Regions from separate parts of the Mus musculus genome. Here region 1 is linked to region 2. A link is a loop called in an ENCODE intact Hi-C map of the cell type or tissue named here. Cell type or tissue: gastrocnemius. All regions are shown on one strand.

Region 1 (8,000 bases), 49 kb before region 2:
ACACCTGCAGCCTAGCCCACACCTGCAGTCCACACACTAACAGTCAGACACCTGTAGCCCGGCATGCACCTGCAGGTAAGCACACGCACACACACACACACACACACACTTTCTAGCATATTCCTGCACCGCCCTACATACACCCGCAGTCCAGCACACACCTGTGGCCCCACATATACCTGCAGCTCATCATGTACCTGAAGCCCTACAGACACATAGCACACACTTCTTCAGTCCACATATGGGCTCCAGCACCACCCACACCTGCAGCATTTTCCATCCGCCAGGCCTCTGTGTCCCATGCATTCTCACGACAGATACGCACATATGGTTGCAAGCTGAGAGCCGCAAGAGCGAAATGCCTCAGAGGCTAAGCAAATGTGGCTGGTTCCCAGCAGCCAGCCTCTGTGGCTGGACTCTTTATTGATCATACATGTCTCCCTTCACTGCTTATGTTTGAAGATATCCTTTCCACCCTCCTGCTGGGCCCCCATGCTGAACCTCGACCAGGCCTAGAGATGATCCCAGAGATCTTTACACCAAGGAAGCCCATGGCAGCTTCCAATGACTGGCTCCTGCTTCTTACATTCATCTCCTCACATAGAGCACACTCCTGGGAAGTTAGTTAGCCCATATCTGACGCTACAGAGCAGTGGCTCTCAACCTTCCCAGTGCTGTGACATCCCCCCACCATAAAATTATTTTTATTGCTATTTCATAACTGTAATTTTGCTACTGTTATGAATTATAATGTAAATAACTGATATGTGGGATATCTGATATGTGACCCTGTGGAAGGGTTATTCAACGCCGCCCCCCTGCCCCGGCAAAGGGCCATGACCTACAGATTGAGAACCACTGGTCTGGGGCATTGGGGGTCTGAGTACAAGAGGTGTTTTTCGTGGAACCTTTGCTCTGCCACGGAGAGTTTAAGCAGGAGTGGCATCTTAAAATATTTTCTTAAGTTTGAATTACACTTATTTAAGGGGACACATGCATGCATGTATGAGAGTCAGATGGCTACCTGCAGGGGCTGGTTCTCATTTTCCACCACATCACATGGCTCCCAGTGATGGAATCTGAGTTAGCAGCAAGCACCTCCACCTGGAGAGGCATCGTGCCAACTTGGTTTTAAGATCTTAAGGACCGCAGCTAACATAGAAGTCAAGTCCCAGCAATATCCTTTGGGTTGCACCACTGGGCTTCCTTGCCCCTGCCCTTTAGCCCATCTTCAGTAGAGACAGATCACATGTGTCCCCTTTAACACAGGCATAGCCACTCTTCCCAGACTCCTGGACACCCTTCCAGATTAGCTGTTTAGGGAGCTTACCAGCCCCACAGGAGCACATTTCAGTGGAAGACATTCCTGGGTCCCCCTGGCTCCTGAGTGCATGCGCCTGGCCTGAGACTTCCACAGGCCATAAACTACCTGCTTATGTGACAAATGTCTGATTTGTGAAACCCTCATCAGCCAAACTCCCTAACGAAGGGCACCTGAGAGAGCACGGAGTGGGCAACGTGTGGGGCTGGTGCTCCTCTGCAGTGGCTGTGCTCCACAGAACATGTGGGGCTGGTGCTCCTCTGCAGTGGCTGTGCTCCACAGAACATGTGGGGCTGGTGCTCCTCTACAGTGGCTGTGCTCCACACAACATGTGGGGCTGGTGCTCCTCTGCAGTGGCTGTGCTCCACACAACATGTGGGGCTGGTGCTCCTCTGCAGTGGCTGTGCTCCACACAACATGTGGGGCTGGTGCTCCTCTGCAGTGGCTGTGCTCCACATAACATGTGGGGCTGGTGCTCCTCTGCAGTGGCTGTGCTCCACGCTTTGCCCCCTTTCCCAGTAGATAACCCCTCAAGCATTTGCTGTCACTGGCCTCAACAGTGACAACTGGTCTGATGCCACAGGGCCCCTCTCCCCTCAATTATGTCCTAATTACTGTCTAATTACTGCCTAAGTCTACTCTCTGTTGTTGTGACAGGGCAGGGAATGGCTCTGTTTGTTTGAGAGAGGAAGGCCAAATCAGGGCGTTTCCCTCAGGACAGGTGGAAGAGAGCTCCTGGGAACTCTCTCAGCCTCAGAGAATGGGGCAGGGGGGAATCTAAGGACCACCACTGCCCAGGAATTCACTCCACTGTGCTGTGCCTCCATTTATGCCTCCCTGGCTGGATGACCTATTGGGCTATGGCTCCTCTTTCTAGACCTAAGAGTTAAGCCTCCACACCAGGCCCACAAACTCAGAGCCTGTCCCCAGAGGTGCTCAAGGCTGACCTCACTCGCATCTCCCACTTGTGACTTGACAATTACCTTCAACTTAGAATCGTGGGGAGAGAAGAAAACCAATGCAGTGTCAACAACCTGTGTGACTCAAGGGTGGCTCCATGTCACGAGTTCAAACCCCTGATGCTACTCCAAGCACAGACCACAGACCATATACACAGCCTCGCTCAGGGGTGGAAAGAAACAAACTGAGCCCTTCCCTTGTGCATGGCCCCTCGGGTATTTGGCCTGGACAAGAAAGCATCAGAGCACAACTAAATGTGTTTGAATTAAAAGGGGTAGAAAATAAATCTGTTTCTTTGCTCTGAGACAGAATAGCTGTGTGGCCTCCAGATGGACAGCCCAGTGACAAGGGAGGTCTCACCTTCCCGCCAAACTATCCAACTAGGATGCTGGCACGGACCGTGGAAACTGGAGAACATCTCTCTTAGGGACAGTGAAATGAGAGACTGTGGCTCGTGGAGTCCCTTCTGTTGTAATTAAGTTGGCCAGAAATCCACCTAAGATAGTAAATTCCATACCTGACCCTCTAATTACAGCCAGCAGGCATTGGCAGACGATTGCTTTCTGAAATAGTCCGCAGCGGGCAAGAGGCAAGAAGCTCTCAGGATTCATCTTCCTGGTGCCAGCTGAACACACCCCAGGGTGGCCAGGCAGCTGCCCAGTAAGACTCTCCTCCCCCACCCCCCACTCCCTGCTCAAGCCTCAGCCACCAGACTGGGAGAGCCAGCTCTCCAAAGAAAGCTGCAAGCCACCTTCTTGGGGACTGGGATTCCTAGGGCAGAGGCACTGCCCTCCATAAACCCAGCGTGCCTCCCAGATGACAGGGGCCAGCGCACTCATTAAATCCTAATGACCTCGTGAAAAACACCCCTGCCGCTCTCTGGGCGTGCAAAACAGAAAGTGTACCTCCGTGGGCGGCTACAGCTGCGGCCACCGCCAGAGGACAGGCCTTTTTCCCTGGGTCGGGGAAGCTGCTGTCCTCCAAGAGACCACTCTTGGCTTCTTTCTTCTCCAGTGCAGGGGCTGGGGCAGAAGTCTCCATCTCAGAGGCTCATACTCTTTGGTGGCGGACCCTGGAGGAAAGGACACAGACATTCAGCCACGACATTGCACCCCGAACCCATCTAGGAAATACCAACCCAGGTCCACACCACACGGGGCCTACAGCACCAAAGTTCACACTCAGTCTTCTGACCCCAGGAGGGAAGGCCTAGATAATTTTGACATAGTCATCCTGAGAAACGACGGGTCTGCTTGCTGAATGGCCATAAGGACAGGAACTGAACATTTTAGTTTGTTTATTGTTTAACCTGAATTTAAAAAACAAAACAAAACAGCAACAAGTTCTTAATGATGAAAACATACAGGAGCAGAGAACCACCTGACCCGGAGAAACAAAACCGAACAGAGAGCCCGAAGTCTAGGAAAAAAACAGAAATACAACAGACTTCTCCAAGAATGCTTTCCCAAACCACTTTGCCTCTGCGCTTCCTTCATTGGCTGACTCATGTGGATGTTCATTCATTCATTCATTCATTCAGTCAGTCAGTCAATATTCATATCACTAACTGTCATCGTTTTGTGGACCCCTTTGGGGGTGGAAGGACACTTTCACAGGTCACCTAAGACCATTTGAAAGCATATTTACATTACAATTCACAACAGTAGCAAAATTACAGTTGTGAAGTAGCAATGAAAACAATTTTATGGTTGAGGGTCACCACAAGCACGGCGGCTATCAGGGCTCACATAGCCCAGGCTAGCCTAAAGCTCATCCAAGGATGACCTTGAGCCCCTGAGCCCCTGAGCCCCTGAGTCTCCTATCTCCGACTCCTCAATGCTTGTATTGTAAGTATATAGCAGTAAGCCTGGTTTAAGCTATCTTTAAAATCTGTCGCTTTAGATCCAGCGGTATGGCTCAGCAGGTAAAGGTATCTTGCTGCACCAGGGTGACAGCTTGAGTTTATTCAAAGAAACCCCCTATAAAGGTGGGAGGAGAGAACTGACTTCAGGGAGTCAGACAGCACGTGCATGTCACTACATGCAAGCCACGTGCATATAATAATAATAATAATAATAATAATAATAATAATAATAATGATGATAGCATCTGCTACTATGGGGTTCTGTCATGAGAATAGTCACCAGCCACCTGCTAAAGCCTCCTTTTCTTACACTGTCCCTTAGCCTGGCATCACCCTATCAGCTGCTCTTATTAGGGCTGTGACTGTCATGGCTGCACCAGAAGCAAGTAGCCCAGCAGCCAGTGGTGCCTCTCCAAGAATACACTTCACCTTTGCCTGAAAAACCCCATTAAGATGCCACCTTCCCCAGGAAGTCCCCTGCTCTGGACAGTCCACGGTTGGAACCCTACATCTGCCAGATTATGAGTCTACCTGACACTCCACACCAGCATGTTCTCACAGCTATGCCCATTGTCTCCTAGGTGATTTTAAATCCCACTGGGTTTTTGATCAAGATTAACCAGTAGAATTATCTGGAATGGTGGCACCTGTCTTTAACCCCAACCCTCGGGAGGCAGAGGCAGGGCGGTCTCTGTGAATCTGAGGCCACAATCTACATAGTTAAGGTCCAGGGCGACTACACAGAGAGGCCCTGTCTCTAGATAGGTAGATAGATAGACAGACAGATAGATGACAGATAGACAGACAGACAGACAGACAGACAGACAGATAGATAGATGTAATTGGTATACTCCCTACACAGAGAGACCCTATCAATAAACAAACAAATGCAACTGGCCTGCTCCTCTCCCCAGGCTAGAGCTCCTCTAGTGTCCTGCTGGGTCCTTTTTAGCTCTTTACTTTGAATATGTTAAATTATGCTTATGCACAGGTGTCTGCATAGAATGAGTGTAGGTGTCCTCAGAGGCCAGAGGTGTAAGACCCCGTGGAGCTGGAGTTACAGGCTGCCCACATAGCCACAGTGGCTGGGAACTGAACTCCTTTGAAAGAACAGCAGAGCAGCAAACATTCTTAAACCACTGAATCATCTGGAGCTCCTCCTGCTGGGTCCTGGTCCACTTAAGCCTCTAGCAGAGGGAGAGGCTGGCTCCCTGTGCATCCCTTATCTTCCTGGCAGGAGGACCAGGCTCCTGTTGACAAGGGTCTGGAGGTCTAAAGAGTAGGGAGGAGGGGGTAGAAGAGAGCAGTGAGAAATGAACCTCTTTTGTTCCCTTACTCCCAGGCACTGACTTGGCAGTGGCAGCTCATCCCCCTCTGTCCTACCCTAACAAGTGGCAGCAACCTGGTAACCCCCAATTCACTGATGACCTCAGGATTCTGCTGGGAATGAGCTGCCGGAGGCCACTTCCCACAGAGGCAGCAGAGCAAGGTGAACAGTTTGGTAGTCTACTGACATGTTACTTAGAAGCCCTGGGGGGAACAGCCACCCAATGAAGAGCATCCTGAGGGCTTGAGCACAAAATTGTCAGGAGCCTCAGCACTCAGGCTGTGGCAGCAGATTCTGAGTAAAAAGGAACAGCTGCACACAGAAGCACCAGGGATTCAGGGGGCACCCCTCCCCACTGTGCAAGTCAGTGCCACCACGCTCCCCCTCCCCCCTTACCTCTGCCACAGGAGAGGAAGGCAGGAGACAGAGCCAAGAGTCTTCATAATTCACAGGAATTAGTGGGATTAGCTCAATTTCTGGGTAAACACCAAGCACCCTGGGTCCCAAGCAGATACATTCACTCCTGGGGACAGCCAGTCACCACTGTACCTGCGTCCTTGTGCGGACCCCATCCCCCACCACCTGGGGACAGCAGGGAGGGGTCTGTGCACGGCTTCATGGGTACTGGCTGGGTGAGTGAGTGTCTATGTGGGTTGATTCCCACAGGCAACACAAAAGCTTCTTCAAAGAAGGGTCTGAGAGCCCCAGGACACTCCAGGGGAGGAGAGTCAACACCCCACTTTCTTTTACAGCTCTGGAAATGCCCGCACATTCCACAGGAATCTGCTACACCAAGGGGAGCCTGGGCCTGCCCTGGGGAGGAGCCCCTTTCCATTAGAGATTTTCCCCAGGTCTCAGGCCCTCTGGGGCTTTTCCATGAGACCTCTCATCCAGACATATGGCTGGAGAACCCACAAAATGTGCAAAGAAAGCACTGTGCATGTGTTGGTGTGTATTCACAGGTATTGGGGGAGGGCAAAGCATGTGGAGGCCCTATGTCAACATTGATCCCTTCAGTCACTCTATGGTTTGATAAAGATGATGACTTTGAAGTAGGGTCTCTTGGTGAACCTGGGGCTCATAGATTTGGATAAACTGACTGTTGGTGTGTAAGCGCCAGGGATCCCCTGCCTGGTTTCAGGCAAACCAAATCCAAACCGAGACCCTCACATTTGTGTGGCAAGCAGTTTGCCAACTAAGCCATCTCCCCAGCTCTCCGCATTTTAAAGACACTTCATGAGTTCAGGACTTAGCAGAACATGTCTATAAACCTAGGCATGGAACCAAAGCTTGGAAGTTAAGAGGTCCAAGCATTCACAGTCAGCCTGGGGCATATGCAAAGATCCTGTTTCATACAGATCAGAACGAGAAAGCTCTTCAACAGTTGTGTCCTGCGAGCATGCACAGGACGGCGAGGGAAGTGTCTATCGCTCCCTGTTGTTTGTCTCCAAGTAATTTCTAAGCAACGCTTAAAACAAGACTTTATGGACTAAATATTTCACTAGAGCCGGGGGGGGGGGGGGGGGAGTGAATCTGTGGGGAAAGCCTTCGCCATGAAGCCCGAGGACCTGAGTTTGATACTCGGGACCCTCATCCTCCATGGCACTGAATACCAGCTCTGCGCATGGTGGCTTCCTACCTCCGACCCTGCACTTGGCCTGCAGTGAGAAAGCCCAAGTGTTACCCTATCATAAGCATGGTGCCTGTACAGCCGTTGCACTTGATGGAAAGTGGGGTCTTTTGTGAGCCACACTTTCTATTTCTATCATTTCAGCATGACGGTGAATGATAATCACAGCAGGTGTTACGGGGTCCACAGCACAGGCCAGGGTAAGGAGCCTTCCAGGAGTGGCGTGAATACACTGATACTCAGAATGAGGAACTCTGAACTCCTGGAGACCCACCACCACCTGGCTGCTTTGAACTCCTTTGTGAGTGAGTCACACACATAAGCACTTCCTGGGGTGAAATCAACCTCCAGGAGGGAGGCAGGAGCTGGCCTCCCAGCCAACATAGCCACCTACCACAGGCCCTGGCACACTCGCATCCTTTCTGATCTCAGCCAGGCAGCATGCCTGTCCCGTCTTACATACATGAGCACATGGGAATGCATGGGCACAGCAAATGGAACATACGCTGCACTCTTAGTGTACGAAGGTGTCTGTGTGTGCAAGTACACAGCCATACATACATACATGTTCATGCACTCATGGTCTCATTTAACACAAACAGTGCTACTGCATACACCTGTCACATATATGTTGTCAGAAGGAATTACACGCACATGCACTCATGCATCCACAACGCATGTGCAAAAACACATACAGATCAGATAGGCACATATTTCAAGCAAGAGCTAGTGAAAACCTACCCTGCCTTGATTGCAGACATTTTTTTCATGCATTTATTTAATGTATGTGCACACACATGCACATCTGTGGAAGTCCGAGGACAACTTATGGGGTCAGTTCTCTCTGACCATTATAGGCTCCAGGAATTGAACTCAGATCATCAGCCTTGGTGGCAAG
Region 2 (8,000 bases):
AAGGCATGAGGAAGGAGACCAAGGTTAGGGACACCGTGTCGGCCCCGGGCTCAGGTGGGCACTATGCCCCAGGCGGGCGCCAGGACTTGGCCCTCTGGCCTTCTTCCTTCCCAGCCACGAGCAGGGCCACGAGCAGGGTCCCGGGCGGCTCCCGCCATCCGCCGCAACAATGTGGCCATTGTTTGCGCGCGCGGAGCGGGCGGGCGCGCAGGTGGGAGGCCGCGGGCGCTCGGGCACGGAATGTTCCCGGGACCGGGCGCGCTTGGCGCCGCCCGGACACGCGGCCTGCGCGGCCCCACCGGGACGGCGGAACCTCGGAGGGGCGGGGCGGGAAGGGATGGGGCGGGGCAGACGGGCGGGGGTGGGGCGGAGGAGGGAGAGACAAAGAGGAGCAGGGGAGGAAAGGAGGGATGAAGAGGGTATGGGAAGGGGGGCAGGGGAGAAGAAAGTGGAGACAAGAAGAAGAAAAGGAACGATGGGGAAAAGAGAGAGGAAGTTAGGAAGGGGAGAAAAGGACAGAAGAGATTGAAAGGAGGGAGGGAGGGAGGGAGGGAGGGAGGGAGGGAGGGAGGGAGGGAGAGAGAGGGATAAACCGGGAAGAAAGAATAAGTGAGACACCCAGCAACCCAGAAGTATGAGGGCCGAGTAAGACGAGGAAAGAGCAAGAGTTCACCCTCATACAGAAAAAGGACTCCAAGCCCTGCCAAGTCAGCAGCTTTAATCACACCCGGGGCTTTGCCTAATTACAGGGTGAAAGCCAGGTCTAGAGGTAGGGAGATACTTAACTGTGTCCCAGGGAAAGCAGAGGGCAGAGACAGGCTGTGCAACTGTCTCTCCTCCACCCATGCCAACCCCTCAGAGCCTGGATCCTGGAGGAAAAGGCTGGGGGGCTGCAGCAAGACTGGCCACCGGCCTCTGAGACCCCGGGTTTTACGTTCCCTTGAGTGGGAATCCAGTCTGTATAGGGACCACCCTCTGGCCTTCCTGAGTTCTCTCACTGGAGGACTGGGACCCTCTGCACCCAAAGAGGCGATTCAATCCTAGCCCCGGGCTGATAAATTAAAAAGTTCTCTTTATTTCATTTGCTGGTTTGAGGTTCATTAAATTTTCCACAGATTCGCAGAGACGAAAGCAGTCAATAAACTCGGACAAAAGTGCCCGAACCAAAAAGGGCAGAGAATTGGGAAAAGGCAAGATAAAAGTGTTATCTGATCCCAGATCCGCAGGCAGCAAAGGAGCAGGGACTGCCGCAAGAATCTCAATGGGCCATCACCCTTCTCAGCGTGCCTCCCGTTAGTACCAACTCCTCATTCAACACAAAAGCCAAAGCACTAAAAGTGGTTTTCTTATGCTAATGTTGAAACCCAGCACTCAGTTAAAACACACTGTCCAGAAACAACCTGCCTTTTTAAAAGACACACATGTGAAACACACACGAAAGAAAGGAAGAAAGAAAGAAAGAAAGAAAGAAAGAAACCCACGTTGATTCGTTCTATTTAAACCCAAGTCCCGAAAAAAGAAAAAAAAAATTAATGGGTCCTGTCTGGTCACATCTTGAAAGAGTTATTTCCCAGCTCATGTATGATACGTAACAAGCCAGAAGGAAAACCTAAGTAGAAACAAGACTTCTTCAGTTGTTGGAAGGATTCAGGACAGTAAGCCTCTCCGAGAGAGAGGTCATCTCCCTGGGTTTTCCCAGGATTTAAAATGTGTGTTTTAAAAGTGACACTTTTGTCACCCTCAAAAATCTAAAAACAATGGCCAAAGTTTTCATTTTCTAAGTCCTTTACATTTTCCACAAGCCTTCAGATTTGGAAAAAAAAAAAAAAAAGACAAGTGCTGAGTATGGATGGAGCTGTGTTTACTTGAAAGCCACAGAATCATAGAGAAGGTGGTCTTCTTTACTCTAAGATCCTATCGGTCAGCTGACAGCCACTGCTGCTAACCTCAGTCCATACCTATCAGCAAAGGACACCAGAGTACTTATTCTCTTCCCCTAAGTTCTTTAAAAATGAGAGCACGCTGGGCACTAAGTATCTGGGTAGCCTGGCTGCCGACCCAGTCACCGACTCTACCCCTCCTGGTGTTCTAGAATCTGAGAACACAGTCTTTAGTTGGCATTCCTCACATGTCCATGCCTCTGATGCTTAGTGAAAAGAAGAAAGGAGGGAGTTGCTTCCCTGGGGTTCCCTTTCAATGGGCCCTGGCCCAGCAGCTGCAGCTGTCCACAGTGAAGTCCACCTGGCCTCTGGCCCCTGATGTGCCAGTTAACAGGCTACAGGTAGACCTCCCACCCAAGACCCCCGCCTAAAGACACAGGGAAAGCAGCCCCACCTTGTTCCCTGCGGTTTGCACCAGCGAAGGCCAGCTGCACCCACAAGGTTTTAGGACTCTGTTTTTGAGCTTTAACAAGCCAGCTGGGTGTGAGGGGTCACAGCCGCATTCACAGTGCATACAACAACCTCATGGTCTCATTTAAAGGGAACTGCTAGTGTCTGGGCACTGAAGTTTTCCGGGAGTGGAATGCTGAGGGAAGAAGAGTACTTAGTGTAGGCAAATATCCAATTTTGTCTGCCTGCTTGCAGACTGTCCCGGATTCACTAATCCAGCCCCAGGGGCTGCACTGTGTACAGGGCTCTTGTAGAAGTACAAAAAAAGAGTGAAGTATTTGTGTATTTTTCAGGCTGCAGTGCAAACAAGCCAGCTACAGAACACAGCCCCTGAGACCCCCACAGCAGCTAGGAAATGAGCCTGTGACCAGTAACCACACACACACACACACACACACACACACACACACACACAAACACACCCTCTTACAATTATGCAACTCAAAAGCACACCCTCTTTGATTGCTCAGTGCTCAATGTTCTTCCAAGCCTGCAAGGCCCAAGGAACATCCTGAGAAAGTGAAGCTAACTCCATATACACTTCAAGGTGGTCCTCCTTCCAAGCAAGCCCGGCTTGAATTTGGGAGAAGACCTCAGTGAGTCTGAATTCTGTGCATATTTCCACCATCTCAGTTCCCACCTAAGCACAGAAACAGATCTATCAATCCCAGTCCCAGTTCGTTCATGGAGGAGTCCAGCCCTGGGTGGGAAGATACTTGCTTCCCATCGGCCTCTCCCACAGATACAGGACAAAGACAAGAGCAGATCTCCTACAGGGCACAGTACACAGAACCTTCTTCTGTGTGTTGTGACTCTAAGCCCCCTAGAATCAGGAAATACCTCATGACATTTGGGGGCATCCTAAGTCTCCCTAAACATAATTAATGTTAAAACTCATCAGGTGAGCTTTCCATACAGCAGGCAGCGTCTGAGTAGAAACTGTATCCTGAAGAGGCCATACCCAACTCTTGGAACCCTCTAGAGAGAAGGAGCTGGTTGGAGAAAGGGAAAGCAAGATGTAGAGACTCTAGGAGTGAAGCCTTTAGCAGGAGGGGTCTGCGTGGTTTAGATTAGACATTCTGGGATTAGTGCCCAGGATAGAACAGAAGCTGGGAGAAAGCAAGAGCCTCAAAACTCAAAGCGAGTAAGCATCAGGAATGTTTCCTCCTACTTGGGGGAGACCAATCCAGGTAGGAACACAATGTATTCCCTCCCCAATTCCAGACCAACTGAGCCATTGAAGGGGCTAGTCCCCCAGACACACGGAAGCCTACTCAAAAAGGGAAACCGCAGCCAAGGTGAGGAAATGGGCGGGGAGGGGGCTCGAAGGAGAGGTGGCTAGAACAAACAGATAACATCAGGGAGACTTGTGACAAGCCCGCCTATTCTGCCCGCTATCCCCCCCGTGCTGTATATTTTGGATTTCACCGTTTATTTACTTTTCTTTTTTGGCACCGAGCCCCCGGAGCATGCCAATACAATATTTGTTTAAACACTATTTTATGCCGCTTGCGAGGGAAACGTTTACTTTCAAATTCTCCAACATCCCCCAGAGCCTCGTCTGCAAACAGCATATGAGCGTTTTACAACTGTTCCCTTTATCTGAAGCTGTGGGGATTAAACCTTTACACGCCCAGCGAGGGCGGAGGGGCAAGGGGCCCAGGACATCGTGCGGCCACCGAACAGCAAGATGAAGGATGCCCCAGCTGGGGAACAGAGAGGTACAGAACCCATCCCTTCCCAGTCTCTGAAGGATGAGACTACCAAGAGAAGTCTCTCCTACCCCTGCTCCAACTGGGATCGGCTCTGGGAATCACAGGACAGTTACACACACAGACACACACACAAAGCCTGGAAGGAGAGGCGCCCTGGGGGATCCCCACAAACTCCTTGCGTCTCTGTAGCCAGGTCACTCGAGGTGAAGCGCAAGGGCTCCATCCTTAGTGTCCTCAAGCTCTAAAAGTCAGGTTTCCTAGGAAATGAGAGCAATTGCTGCCGGGCTGAAAAGGAGCCCAGTTGGGTGGACTTCCAGCTCCCGGCGCGGCGGGAGCCCTCTCGAACTCACTCAAGCACACGGTCCCTCCCCCCACCCCCAATCCCGGAGGAAAAAAAACGCTCCCCTCTCTCTAAACCCTTAATAGGATTGGCGCCCAACTCTGTCCGCGCCGCTCCTCATCCATCACACACAGATCAAGTTGCAGTAGTGGATTTTTCAAATTCCTCAGCAAATATACTTGTTGAGAGATTGCTTGGGGGGTGTTAAGTGGGGGCTAGGATGAAAGCGAGGAGTAGGGGGAACCGATCCCTCGGCGAAGGATTACGCGTGGATCCATTCTGGAAGTCAAGGGGATCTGGAGACCTAGGATAAGAGAGAAAGGTAAGGAAGCCAGAACCGAGGTCCAGAGACTGGCGGCGGAGGGAAGGGGCAACAGGGTTCAACGAGAGGGAAAGAAGGAAGAAAGAAAAGACTGGCTCCTGGACGCGGACTCGCAGCGCGGAGAAGTAGAGTTGCAAGTTTCCAAGTGGCCGGCGGCGGTTGCAGCACACCGCACAGTCCCACAGGCGCGCTCCCAGCTGCCCATCTAAGGGAGCTTCGGCGCACCCCAGCCCCCACGTCGCCCCCAAACAGTTCCAGGCTCCAAGCGGTACCACCGGTCAAAGACCGGCCTACCCGAGCAACCCAAGAACAAGAAGCACTTCCCCTCAAGTGGAGGGCTGTGGTAATAAAATCGACCCCGGCCACGAGTTCTGATCCCCAAGATCCTCCTTAAGCCCTGCCGCTGCTGGACCAGGGCACTAATCAGGGTTGCCTTCTTTAGCCGGCCCCCCTAAAATCAGTGTCACGATCTCGATTCCGGTAAACGGATGAGAGACACTCCAAGACCGCCACAGCATCTCAGCCGAAGCTGGCCAGGCTAGGAAGTGCTTCGCCACCAAGAGTAAGGGGAGGAAAAAAAAAAAAAGAAAGAAAGAAAGAAAAGAAAAAAGGAAGGGTGGGAAGGCCAATGCAACTTTACCGAGGAGACAAAAGTTTGCCTCTAGCATGCAGGTGGCCTCTCGGGCGCCGGGCAGTGGTTGCAGGGCCCCATCCCAACTTGGCTGGAGTGGGGCTGCCGAGTGCGGGGGCTCCGGCTGCCGGGGCGGGGCTGGCCAGGCAGAGGAGGGGACCAAGGCGGGCGGGGGACTCGGGCAGTCCCTAAGGACACCAGGCCAGCAGCTCCGGGCGGCTGCGATGCTACGCACGACCCGTGCTCCTTCCTCTGGCTCCTCCTCGCCTTCCTCCGCGTCCTCTGTAGCCGCCGCCGCCGCCTCCCGCTCCTCCTCGAAGTCTCATTGATGAGAGGAGTTTGAAAAAAAGTCCGCGGAGCCGTGCTGCCTCGGCTGGCGAACGCCGGCACTCATGCAATCCATCAGCGTCTCTGGGATGGCGCAGCGCCCCCGCGCGCTGAGCTTGGGCAAACCCTGATCGTCGCGTCCTTAGCTTGCCCGCCCCGCCGCGTGCACCCTGCCTCTGAGGCTGGGGGTGGGGGGACACCACCCTGGAGGGGGATTGCCAGCGGGCGAACACAGACTCTCCCCCACCTCAGCTCCAGCAAGGAAAGCACCCCTTCGGAAAGTTCCAGCGGGGGACCAGAGAACCCAGGAGTTAGGGAGTGGGGGTGGGGGGTGACGACCCAGACGCCACTCTGGAGGAGAAGAGCTGGGACTATCGCAGATTCTTCCAACCCAGTTCGGAGGAAATAAAGCACCCCTACCAGAAAGTTCCAGCTACAGGAGCACACGCCAGTCTCAAACACTTTTTCTAAGGCGCCGGGTTGGGGGGTTGCTAACTCAAGTCAGATGAGCTCCGGAGCTCGGGCGCTGCGACTGCTGGTTTCAATATCTGAACTCCCCCTTTCTTCCCAACCCCCTCAGCCCTCCGCTGGTTGTTCCCAAAACTCCCGGATCCTCTGTGCGCCGTAGCAGAAGGAAGACACGTGGGTTGGGAAGCAAGACTGGATTCACGCAGGCCCTCGTCGCCCGGGCAGCTAGTGCAGGTGCCCGGGGTCCCAGGCGCCCCTCGCCATGGCTCGCTCACGCCGCCATCTGAGAGCACGCCGGCGACAAGTGACGCCAACCTTAGGCTTGCTGCTTATGTTTTGCAGTGAGAGGGGTCTTTCTTTCTTTCTTTCTTTCTTTCTTTCTTTCTTTCTTTCTTTCTTTCTTTCTTTTTCTTTTTCTTTTTCTTTTTTTTCTCTTTTTTTTTTAATCCCGGAGACTCCATTGAAGCTGCTGCAGCCAGATGGAAGTAATCAGAGGGAGAAGGAAGAATTAGGCTCACCGAAGTTGCAGGCCAAAGTGTAGATGAGGCTGTTCATGAAAGCATTTGCTTAAGTAGCCCCGGCTTTCCATACAGTCCAGAACTGTCCACTCCAAGAAGCAAGCAGGCAGCAAATGGCCGTGCCCTCCCAAGCCATGGGACTCAGCTTCCTCTCCTGGGCTCTGCTCTTAGAAAGCTGCCCGCGGGACTTCTTTATATTTCTTCCTGAGGTCTAGTTCCTTTGTATTGCTTAGCCTGCCATAGGGTATCCTCCTTTTAAAGGTGGAGTGACTGATGCCTGAGGACGCTTAGAAACTTGCCCACAATAATCTAAGGTCGGTCCATTTAAATAGAGGTGTCCTGTTGAGAATGTTGGTCACATCTCTTTCGAGCCCCTCCTTCTCAAAGCAAGAGAACCAAGCCTCCAGACCAATTCCACCCTGCCTTAGAGAAAGCTCCTTCTCAGCCCATGTTACTCACTGATTGGATCACTGTTGGTGGACGGCACAGTTTACACCGTGGGCTCTCCCTTAGCTTTATTTGTTTCTGCAAGTCAGTATCTATTTTATGAAATAGCCCAAGGCATTCCAAATGCTATGGATACTCTCCTTCCGAGGTCCACTTCCAAGACCCTGAGTTTTACATTTAAAGTTTATATTCCACATATTGATTTTGTGGGACAGGGTGTGAGGTCACAGTCCTCTGGCAGCAGTCAGAGGACAGGGCAGAGGGGGCTGTTTCTCTCCTTCTGTCATGTGGGTGCTGAGGACCCCACCCAGGCTCGCAGCAAGCACCTTTGCTGGCCTAGTCTTTTACTGACCTTGACTTACTTTTTAACAGAAGGGGAAGTGCTGTGTCCCATTCTTCCTTTCTTGTTACCTTCCTTCTTGATCTAGAGCGGGGAAGGGCAGAGATGCTACAAGGATTTGATGCTAACTTTGTCTTCCCCAAAGTCATCTTCCCAGGTTGGAAGTCAGGGGGAGTGGGGGTGGGGAGGTGACAAGGTGTTCAAATGGAAAACTTTCTGGTGTGGCGATACATGGTGGGGTGTGACAGGACGTTTTTCTGAGAAGATGCAGCTTGTGTCTACTTCTCTGCCCCTCACACCCAGGGAGGAACCCACAATAGTCCAAAGTGTGGATACCACTGCAGTCTGACTTGGTGAACCCATGAGGTTTGTGTCTTACAGGCTGTGGATGAGGAGTTACTTACAGGAACGGAAATGACTCAAAGACCAGCTGCACACTGAAGCCCACCCCAGTGTGGGGACAGCTTACCAAGCTGGGAACCTGTGCACCAGGCGGCTCAAC

Evidence for each region. Peaks named below come from ENCODE experiments on the same cell type or tissue, not always from the same donor. Only the 100,000 strongest peaks of a DNase experiment are listed, where the experiment ranks them.
Region 1: a loop joins it to region 2, with 4 times the contacts of the local background. A loop is called at or near these places in 2 of 42 quality-filtered maps.

Annotation. Positions count from the first base shown.
Region 1 is chr1:118,998,854-119,006,853 of GRCm38, forward strand. Gli2 (GLI-Kruppel family member GLI2) reads right to left here. Exons shown (of 14, transcript NM_001081125.1): 2 at 3,187-3,353. The coding sequence starts at 3,322. Among named protein-coding and RNA genes, the nearest start is that of Gm51642, 42 kb to the left of the region's middle. In gastrocnemius, a CTCF peak has its summit at 3,218; a DNase peak (open chromatin) is centred at 2,824; H3K4me3 peaks cover 632 bases; H3K27ac peaks cover 909 bases.
Region 2 is chr1:119,047,895-119,055,894 of GRCm38, forward strand. It overlaps Gli2 (GLI-Kruppel family member GLI2), which reads right to left and starts at 5,725. Exons shown (of 14, transcript NM_001081125.1): 1 at 5,408-5,725. In gastrocnemius, no CTCF peak of the experiment used is centred here; DNase peaks (open chromatin) are centred at 174, 828, 2,266, 3,885 and 4 more places; H3K4me3 peaks cover 4,869 bases; H3K27ac peaks cover 5,985 bases.